Linked DNA regions of Mus musculus: region 1 is linked to region 2. Evidence: chromatin loops called from intact Hi-C (ENCODE). Cell type or tissue: gastrocnemius. All regions are shown on one strand. Each heading gives the region's core, and the rest is flanking DNA. Links, peaks and the distances in the headings are about the cores only.

The links. Peaks named below come from ENCODE experiments on the same cell type or tissue, not always from the same donor. Only the 100,000 strongest peaks of a DNase experiment are listed, where the experiment ranks them.
Region 1: a loop joins it to region 2, with 2.6 times the contacts of the local background. A loop is called at or near these places in 22 of 42 quality-filtered maps.

What each region holds. Positions count from the first base shown.
Region 1 is chr2:71,962,282-71,967,660 of GRCm38, forward strand. It overlaps Gm39845 (a long non-coding RNA gene), which reads left to right. Exons shown (of 3, transcript XR_866416.1): 2 at 5,276-5,334. Among named protein-coding and RNA genes, the nearest start is that of Gm39845, 7.3 kb to the left of the region's middle. In gastrocnemius, for the core only: a CTCF peak has its summit at 3,351 (motif pointing right); a DNase peak (open chromatin) is centred at 3,389.
Region 2 is chr2:72,036,015-72,041,393 of GRCm38, forward strand. All of the region lies in intron 3 of Rapgef4 (Rap guanine nucleotide exchange factor (GEF) 4), which reads left to right. Among named protein-coding and RNA genes, the nearest start is that of Gm29940, 16 kb to the right of the region's middle. In gastrocnemius, for the core only: a CTCF peak has its summit at 2,338 (motif pointing right); DNase peaks (open chromatin) are centred at 2,347, 3,109 and 3,682; H3K4me3 peaks cover 1,032 bases; H3K27ac peaks cover 1,171 bases.

The sequences.
Region 1 (5,379 bases), core at 258-5,257, 74 kb before region 2:
GAAAATGCCTTACAGTTGGATCTCATGGAGGCATTTCCTCAACTGAAGGTCCTTTCTCTGTGATAACTCCAGCTGTGTCAAGTTGACACAAAACTAACCAGTACACATTCCCTATAACCAATGGCTATTCCTTAGAATTTCCTACCATTGTATATTCTAGGCCCTCTCTTTTTATTAGATATTTTCTTTATTTACGTTTCAAATGTTATACCCTTTCCCTTATCCCCCCCCTCCCAGAATCCCCCTATCCTATCTCCCTCCCCCCTACTTCTATGAGGGTGTTCCTCCACCCATCCATCTACCCTCTCCTGCCTCATCACCCTAGCATTCCCCTACACTGGGACATCGAGCCTTCACAGGACCAAGGGCCTTTTCTTCTATTGAGGACATCCTCTGCTACACATGCAGCTGGAGCCATGGGTCCCTCTGTGTGTATTCTTTGGTTGGTGGTTTAGTCCCTGGGAGCTCTGGGTGGTCTGGTTGGTTGATATTGTTGTTCTTCCTATGGGGTTGCAAATCTCTTCAGCTCCTTCAGTCCTTTCACTAACTCCTCCATTGGGGTCCCCATGTTCAGTCCAATGGTTGGCTTCAAGCATGCACCTCTGTATTTGTCAGGCTTTGGCAAAGCCTCTCTGGAGACAGCTATACCAGGCTCTTGTCAGCAAGATCATAATCCTAAACAGTGGAATCTACGGCACAGAAATAATAGAAATGAGACAAAGCCAGATATTCTGAACAAGACAGGCAAAGCTCCCTCACTGGAAGGGATACTGGACAACTCAGAGGCAGAGGCACAGTGCTAGAAGATGTTTTCTTTCTTGAATACAGCATTCTAACAGTGATTTTGCAGGTTAGCTGGCCAGTAGCCTATCCCAGAGCTCCTGAGTTATTCATTGTCTTATATGAACGTCCTGGCCTCATGGTTTTGTTGGGTTTTATGCTTGTGCTTATATTGCTGAGAAAGCACCAGGGTTAGGAATTTTTTTTTTTAAGATTTATTTATTATTATACATAAGTACACTGTAGCTGACTTCAGACACACTAGAAGAGGGCATCAGATCTCATTACGGGTGGTTGTGAGTCACCATGTGGTGGCTAGGATTTGAACTCAGGACCTTTAGGAAGAACAGTCAGCGCTCTTACCCGCTGAGCCATCTCACCAGCCCCCAGGGTTAGGAATAAGATACATGTATTTTCTCCAAGGGCAATAGGCCAAGTAATGCTATATTACAGTTGTGAACCAAATCCCAACTGATCGTCATGCCTACAGGCTTAGTAGAGTCCAACTCAGTTTTGAGGCAGCAAAGGAAACAGACACAATATGAAGACAGACGTCAGTCCACTTTAGTCTCTGCTGAATGTTTGTGTGGCTGCTTCTAACTTGGTTTTCTATTGGTCTTGGCCTAAGGGATCCTGTCTGTAAATTTTCTGGCTTTTTAGCCTAACCTTGTTTTACGACCAAGCTGTCAAAAGTGTGCTTTTTGTGGGTAACTGGGGAAGGGACAAGGACTTATTTACCTTTGTCCTCTTGCACAACTACCACTTTCAATGTTCCGGCATGGTTTTATTCTTCAATGATGCCACAACTTAGATTTTTAATTAGTGATGCATTGATAACTGTTTAGTTTGCCTCTTTCTCTACTTTGTAGATTCTAGTTTCAGTGAACAGTTCTACAGACAGGTTTCCGGGTCAAGTGTTGGTGTGTGTGTTTGTGTGTGTGTGTGTGTGTGTGTGTGTGTGTGTGTGTGTGTGTGTGGTCTAATGAAAGCAAGTCTTTGCAAGCAGCTACCTGCACCTGAAGATGTTTACACTGCCCACTGGCCAGCCAGCTGAGAGCTTTGCATCTCTTTAGATGAGGTTTTTCAAACTGAGAGCAAGAGGTCTGCGAGTAGCAGGGGCTCTTTAAGGTTTTAAAACATGAAACAAACTTCTCTTCTGAAGCTTGGATGAGTGAGCTTAAAAGTGATGTCTCTGACCCCACGGAGCTGTCATGTGATGCCAGCTCAGTCAACATCCCCAGTGAGCTGCAACCACCCACCGAGATGCTCCCAGGCTCCTGACCCTAGTGAGCTAAGCCTTGATGGTTGCTTTCAGCTGCCAGGTTTGAGAGTGATGTTTGAGGCGGCCAGGGATGACTAACGCAGATTTGAGATGTGGGTCGTGGCCAAAACAAAAGCTTAGCACGTAGACGTAGACGAGCTCTGCATAAAAGAAGCTGCTAGGTGATTATGAGCACATCAAAAGGAGATCGTCATTAGTCATCAGGGAAAATGCATATTAAAACCACGATGAATACCACTGTACACCCACCAGGAAGGCTAAAATTAAAAAGATTGACAATTCCAACTTCTGGTGAGGCTATGGGATTAGTGACTGTCTCTTTAGGACTGTGCAAAACCGTGCAGTCATTTTGAAAAACTAAGAAAGTTTTGTGTGTGTGTGTGTGTGTGTATGTGTGTGTGTGAAGCTTTTGTTGTTGACCCAGAAAGTACATAGGTATGTTTATACCAGTAGAAACAGTTGCATGTGCTGGAGAAAGGAAGCTAATACATATGCTCTTAGCATTGGCAGGTCCTCACTATAGGCCTAAGCTGCAATCAGCTCAAGCCACTCATCGGTAAGGGACTGGGTAAGCCATGGTTTATGCAGGCAGTGCGGTGCTACTCCACTATGCAACTGTGCAGAGGTGGGTAGGAAGCACACAGACACCCATGGGAGGGTCTCAAAAGCATGACTGTGTGTCATCCTAGTGCTTGCCACCTGGTTCTTTATACACCACTTGTGACACAAAACACACCTATGATGATAAAAGTAACTACTAGTTGTCTTTGGTTAGTAAGTCGGTCAGTTTATTTTTTTTTAACTTTTTATTGATCGTGAATTTCCCATCATGCACCCCAACCCCACCCATCTCCCTGTCCCTTCATACCCACCCCTCCAGCCTTGCAACCTCCCCACAAAAGAAACAAAAAATTTAAAGCCAAAAAATAAAAATAAATAAAAAATTAAAAACAACATCAACAGCAAAACCATCACTCCGTGGGAGCAAAACCATCACACAGTACACCCTTTGCTCAGACAGCTTTATTTGCAAATATTCTTCGCAACGAGTCATTGGTCTGGTTTGAGGCCTGGTACACTATTGATACTGGATTCTTACTGGAAATCCTCTTGGATATCCTGTGGTCGCCCTGTGTAATGGAGATCCTGTAGCTTTTGGATCTGCAGGGCAGGGTCCTTCACCTGCTCCAGCAGTTCATAGATGGGGTAGATATTGGGGTGGACCAACTCAAATCCCTGGATCTGGATCTGGGTGGTAGCTAGGTTGGTCAGCCTGCCAGCTTTGTTGCTCTCCCACCACCAGGGGGAGCTCTACAGTGCTGCCTAGGCCAGGTACAAGGGCCACGCTCTTTATTGCTGTAGCTGGCGAGAAGTGGGGTTGGCTCCACTCAGCCCTTGGATATCAATATGTCCCCAGGCAGCAGCCCGGACCAGGGAAGTTGCATGGTCTTTAGTGGTAACATGGGCCATCGGCACAGACCCCAGACATGGCCCTTGGCTGGCTGCAGCATGGGCTAGAACATCACCATGGCCTCATGCGACAGTGCAGGCTACTCATACCGGGTTGCTTCTCTCCACCCTCAAGGTCTAGTTCCATCTCTCTCCATAGTTCACAGTCCGGCTCCTGATTCCCTCCCATCTCTCCACTATGTACTTGCGCATTGTAGTGGTGCCCTTGGTGGGCCGGCCATGAGGCAGACAGGCCTCTGGGAGTCTTCCACCCACGCCACTGTCACTAGGCTGGCCTCTCTTGGTACGTTATGTTGACCAAGAGGAAAGAATTCCATAAGGTGATGTGAATTTTATTTGAAGGGCAGTCATTTTGGTTAGGGTTTCAATTGCATGGCCATGGGACACCATGACCAAAAAGTAAGCCAGCCGTGGAGGAAAGAGATTGTTTGACTCACACTTCCATATTGTAGCCCATCACTGAAAAAGGCCAGAACAGGAAACCAAACAGAGCAGGAACCTGGAGGAAGGAGCTGATGCAGAGGCTACGGACATGTGCTATTTATTGGCTTGCTCCTTATGATCTGCCCAGCCTGCCCTCCTATAGAACCCAGGACTACAAGCCCAGGGATGGCACCATACACAATTGATGGCCCTTGCTCACCAATCACTAATTAAGAAAATGCTCTACATGTTTGCCTATAACACAATCTCATGACGGGCATTTTCTTAACTGAGGTTCCCTTCTCTCAGATGACCCCAGCCTGTGTCAAGTTGACAGAAAACTACCCAGCACAGCAGCTTACTGGATCATTATGTTTTAATAAAAAAAAAAATCACAAAAAGATATCCTAAGATGTAGTCATTTGATTATAATATGTAAATTCTGTTTTGACATATAGCAAGAACGAAAACAACAAACCCAAATCTTCCCTGTGGCCCTGGATCTTGTCTTTTATTCCTCCAATGAATTTAATCTTTTCAGTCTTCTCCATAGTATGCTGCCAGTCAGGTCTGCCGTCCAGTTTTTTCCTCTTGCTGTACTCTGTGAACGCAAATATTTCCCAACCAATCTTCCTCCAGTTGATCCAGGACTTCGGTTGTCATAGCAATGGTTCTCTGGAAAGCAGACCTCAGGCAAGGATTAAGTGTTAGCACTTTATGTGGGAGGTACAACCCCACACAGCTGGTCGCCTTGTGTATTAGTTTTCTAGGACTGCTGTAATGGAGTGACTGAAGTCCTTAAAACAACAGAGATGTACTGTGTGGTAGTTCTGGAGGCCAGAAGTTCAGAGTGTCAGGGTGTGGCTAAACCATGCTTTCTGGGCAGCTCCTGGGGGGGGGGGGGGATGTGGTGGTGGTGGGGAGAATCTTCATTGCTTCTCAGAGCTGATGTTTGCAGAAATTCTCCCTGGGCTTGTAGACACATAGCACCAATCTCAGTCTCCCTTGTTATTTAGCAAAATCTTCCCTGTGTGTCTATGTGTCTATGTCTTTCCTTTGTGTAAGGATAAAACGTTGGCTTAGAGCCCCCACCCTTCTTCATTTGACCATGACTTTATCTGGTCATGAGCACACATGCAAAGGACCCTATTTCCAGGTGAAATCACACAGATTTCTTTTGTATATTTGTGGGGATACCATTCTGTTGAAAAACCAACATAAGCTTATCTCTACTAGCTTACAAATAAATGAGACTCAGACTATGGTTATTTTATTTGACTGTGACAATTACTGGGCGTAACCCCTAATCTACTTTTCTAGGCTGGCCTGGCTCTCTCCCCAGTAGTGTATCCCGGACACTTGCTGTTTCTCCTGGACAAGTACGTGCTCATAGTCCATCTCCTCCCATGGTGCTTTCTTCTCTT
Region 2 (5,379 bases), core at 237-5,236:
CTCATAGTCCCAAGCCTTCACCAACACACCCACCCACTCATCCTTGACCACCTCTTAGATTTTGCGATGTGCGGTTAAATCAGCGTGGTTCTCCATTCCATAGCACACCCAAGCGGTGAAGTGGGATGGACAAGGGAAGAAAACGGACAACGGTAGGTTACAGGGTAGAGGCGTAACTGTTAGAAGGGATGTCGATGTGTTGTGTGGGCAGCTGGGAGAAAGAAAGGATCCTGACTCGGATGAAGGAGTGGGTGGTGGTGCCCCTGAAGAGGCAGGCATAGTATTTTTTGTGCTATAGATTTATTGGGTTTTATCGACTTGATACTTTTTCTTTTTCTGAAAAAGTTACCCTATTTCATGAGGCACCAGGAGGTTAAGAATGCATATATAAATATTCTATTTGCCTCATAAACTCCTATTACCTTCCGACCATTCTATATGCTATTTCCTTTTCCATCACTCACATTGTGCCAGGAGCTTAGGAACACCGTGTATGTGTGTGTGTGTGTGTGTGTGTGTGTGTGTGTGTGTGTGTGTGGCTTGAGCCCACCCATAGGTTGGCCCAGGTATGCTTCGTCATGCTCGTCCACAGAGAAGTCATGGTCTCCTTAGGATGATGGAGTGGCAAAGCTGAAGAGCTAGAGACCACTGGGACCCCCTGTCATCCCTGAGTCTTTCCTTTTCCATCAGTTAGTCAACATGCGTGGTGGCCTATTGAAGTGTCCAAAGGTGTCTCACTAGTATCCAGGGGATCTGCCCACCGGGATGCCTAAGATCACAGTAAAGAAATCCACCGATCCCACATTGTAGAGAAGTATGAAAATGATTCAGGGAGTGAGTGGGCCTGCCAGTGTCAGGCCTTCGCTGTGTGGTGAGGATGGGGCCCACTGGGCTTCAGGCCTAGGGATGGCTTACCTCCCCAGCACAGGGGTCCGGCCCACTGTCAGCAGCCAGAACTAGTTGGTGAGATAGGTCTTACTCAATAGCCCTGCTTGGCCCGAGACTTACTGTATAGAAGACAAGGCTGGCCTCAAACTCAGAAACGCACATACCTCTGTCTCCAAATGACACAAAATCCCATTGAGATCTGCATAGCTCATTTCTCAAGCAGTTACATTCTTCCTACTTCTGATGGACCCCAGAGCCACATCCTGCTTATGTGGCCTTGATTTCTGGGCAGCTAAGACCCCCCAAGCTGAAGGCTTCCAGAGCAACCTGACTGGGAGAGAGTAAGCCTCTGGATAGCAGGAGCACCTCCCACCAAGAGACCTTCCCCAAGACCTGATGCTCTTGTTCCCAGTTCCCGCATTGCTACTTTGTAACAACCGTGTTTGTCCTCAGCATCCTGGGAAATGCAGAGCCGCAACTCCTTGTGCCCTGGAGCTTTTAGAGACCTGCAAACCCTCACGCCTATCTTCGTGTTTTTATTCCATGCTTATTTTTCCTCACCACCAAGCTCGCTGCAATGTGCACTCACATCAGAGACATGTCTCCCAGCTTCTCAGACAGCCTTCTGGCCTTGGCCCTTCTTTTTGCTATCTTACAGAACTTTGACCAGCCAACAAGGGGGTGTGCCTACAGGCAGCATCCATGTCTAATGGTGTCCGACATGACATGTTCATGTAGGTTTCTGCTTGGCAACAGGCATCTTGTTTAGGAGTAGTCTCTCCAGTTCCCCAGTGACACTTTGTCTGCATCTCCAGGGACATCTTACCCTCAAAACAATACACACAAATAATAGCAATAGTGATGATGATGGTGGTGGTGATTATGATGATGATAGTAAACCTTAAAGTAGGCATATATACCTACTATATTAGACAACAGCACTCAACTCTCTCTCTCTCTCTCTCTCTCTGTGTGTGTGTGTGTGTGTGTGTGTGTGTGTGTGTGTGTACACAAGGCCTTGCTTTTCCCTGCAGATTTTATAGGTGAGGAGAATTTATGGTATAACAAATATTTAAATCCTAGAAACATGTATGCTTTTTTAGCAATTCTGGAAACACCTAAACTAAGGGAAATCTCCAATCATATCAATTCCTAAAGACTGACTGACTTTCATGTTTCAAAATAGAGAATGGTGCTTTATGATGTCACTAAAGCCTGTAACACTCACTGTTATCTTTATTTGATACAAACCCAGCAGCTGGGTTGGGTATGGCTATGCACAGTTAGATACGCTATGAACTGAGGCTAGTGGGTCCTACTCGCTGTATATAAAGCACTTAGTACAAAGCTTTGAATGAGCAGGGTCCCGGTGTTTTCTGCTAACTAATAAAAAGTTGATTGCCTAGACTGGAGAGCTGTTGGCTCCCATACCTGCAATGCTAGCAATGGTCACAAGAGGGCAGTGTTAGAACATGAAAACCAGGAACTGCAGCCCAGTATTTTGAAACTGCAGGAGTTTAAATTTTGTTCAGCCATTTCACTGGAGCAGAGATTCTGGGCTGCACTTGGCCTTGGTCTCCACTTCATTCCACCCCCTCATCTGTCATTGTGCCATTATCTGGCAATTTTTACTCTGGTTTTGAAAAAAAGACCTCTTGCTGTTTTTCTCTCTAAGGTCAAATAGAAAACCTTTAGTCATCCCTGCCTTTGCTTTTACAACACAGATGCCTTTGTTCATTGCAGTTTTGATTATTAAATTTGAAGTACAGCTCTCTCTCCCTTTCTCCCCACCCTCCTTCCCTCCCTCTCTCCCTCTTTCGCTCCCCCCCCTCTGTGTGTTTCCTTCCCTCCCTCCCTCCCTCTCCCCCGCTTCCTCTCCCTGATTCTTTCACTTGGCCACACACTCTGTTCGCTTTCCTTTCAGTGACATCACCATTTTTGGGAGACACTACTTGAACACATTTCTGAACAGTTTTACGAAGCCCAGAAAACGTAAAAGGTGGCAAGCTGGTTGCAGATGGTGTCACTGCTGACTCCCGCCGGAGCTCTGGCTGGGGCTGAGCTATTCATTAGGAATGGATATTTAGTTGACTTGGCATTCTGCACAACTCACCCTACATGTAGTTTTGTTGTTGAGTATTCTTTGTCCGGGTGACACAGTGCTGGCCAGTTCAGCTCTGCACTGGTTAGAAATGCCCGTGCCAGGCCGTGCTCTGCAAGCCAGCCCCAGCGAGCTTGCCTGATGTCCATCGGCTGCCCGACAAGCCGATTCCAGGGACACGCTCTGAAAGGAACCGGCCTTGCCGTTGCCGCTTGCCAGAAAACACATTTGACTTAGAAGTATCTTGCCTTCCTGCTTGGCAGTAAATCCTTTTGACACACGTGCAGTTGGATGCCTTGACAGACTCTGAAATTGGGTTCCATTTGATTTGATTACTTAAAAACGCTTAGAGAACTCAATAAATTCCAGGAGCAAATTCAAGCTCAGGAAGCAAAATGCAAGAGCTTTGAAACCTAGTGGCAAGTATAGGCTGGAAATGAACCCTGTAAAAACATCAGCTTTTAAAGAACTTATGCTTCTGAGTCTACCTATACACGTAAAGATAACCTAACACAAATAAGATTGTTAACTCTTGACTCAATGACACAGAAATGAATAAATTCTGAATAGCTAACAGGTCTGATAACTCTTCAGAATCACAGGATAATTTTTCATTTTCCATGAGTTCATCACAGACACAGCTCATGTCCCCAGATCATCTGCGCAGGCCAGGTTTCAGTGGACCATGATCGTACATTGTGACATGTAACCCTGGCCTTCTTACCACCGTGACCACTTCACAGTGTCCGTATGAACACATGTGAGACAGCTCTGGCGAGAATGTCTGCTTTAAGATGTGAGAACGCCACAATGCAGATGCACAAAGCAGATAAATTAAGAGGTGATTAGTCGCAGTACAAAAGGATTCTTTGATTTACAGCAGGATTGTCAGGAGGGTTTCTTTGAATACAAGCTCCCCCAGAGAGCTCAAGTGTTTTGCAGATCATTCAAACCACTTGACATCCAGACTGGGGGACAGAGAAACTTGGAATTTAAGTGTTGAAAGCCATCATTAGATGAAGCTTAATACAACACGACTATAGAGGTTCTCTGTTGTTTAAATAAAGGCAAAAATATAATTTGCTTTTTAGAAGTGTAGAAAACCTATACATGCGTGGCGATGTGACTGAGTTAGGAATTATATTGTATTATTTTTTATCTATTTAATTCTGGCAAGCTGACTCAGCCAGTAAAGGTGACTGCCACCAAGCCTGGTGACTTCAGTTCAAGTCCTGAAGCCCACACGCTAGAAAAAGAGAACCAACTCTTATAATTTCTCACAATGACCTCGTCGGGCATGCTATGGTATATGTATCACGGTAGCTTTCCCCCCCAATACAGAAATGTTTAAGATGTGTTCTGCTATTAATCTTTTTTAAACATTTATTTATTTATTTAATGTATACAAGTGATCTATCTGCATGTACACCTGCATGCCAGAAGAGATCATGAGGTCCCTTTATAGATGGTCATGAACCACCATGTGCTTGCTGGGAACTGAACTCAGGAACTCAGCCAGTGCTCTTAACTGTTGAGCCATCTCTCCAGCTGCTGATCTTGTTAAAGGCATTGTGACCATTTCACAGAGGTCTGAGAGGAGCCAAAGCCATGGAGGCAGTGTAATCTAGATCTGCCAAGGTTCAGGCCCCTTCCACATCAGCTCTGCCTGACTCTTGTCTCTGTGTGGACCTCCTTTGCCTCTTGTTTGGTGCCTGTCACCACAGGCTGGTTGGCATCCTTTGGTTTGGTCCCAGCATCTAAGATGGCTGTAGTTTTGTGTGGCAAAGACTCAGGCAGGTTTAGAAACTGGTACATGCAGACTGAGGTATACATGTGGACAGGGACTGTGTGGAATAATTGTATGCCAACTTGACACGGGCTGCAGTCGCCTGATAGGAGAGAACTCTGGAGTAAAAGCCTCATAAGATGGGGCTGTAGACAGCCTGTAGGGCATTTTCTTAATTAGTGATTCATGTCCGGAGGACCCAGCCAGTTCTGAGCGGGATCACTCCTGGGCTGGTGGTCCTGGGTTTTATAAGAAAGCAGGCTGAACAAGCCATTAGGAGCAAGTCAGTGAGCAGCAGCCCTCCATGGCCTCTGCAACAGCTCCTGCCCTGTTTGAGTTCCTGCCATGATTGGTTTCCATGATGAATGGTTATAAGGATTTTATGAGTGAAAGACAGCCTTTTCTTCCCAAGTTGCTTTGGGCTGTAGTGTTTTATCAAAGCGTTAACAGCCCTAGGTAAGTCAGGGAGTCAGAAGGCAGGCCCAGCGGGGAGCTGGACTCTACCCAGGTTCACTCGGAACTTTCCCCACAGAATGACTACCTGAGAGCCCTCGGTCTACAGATGTATTGTCAAATAATGCATCGGCAGGAACAGGAAGTCTGC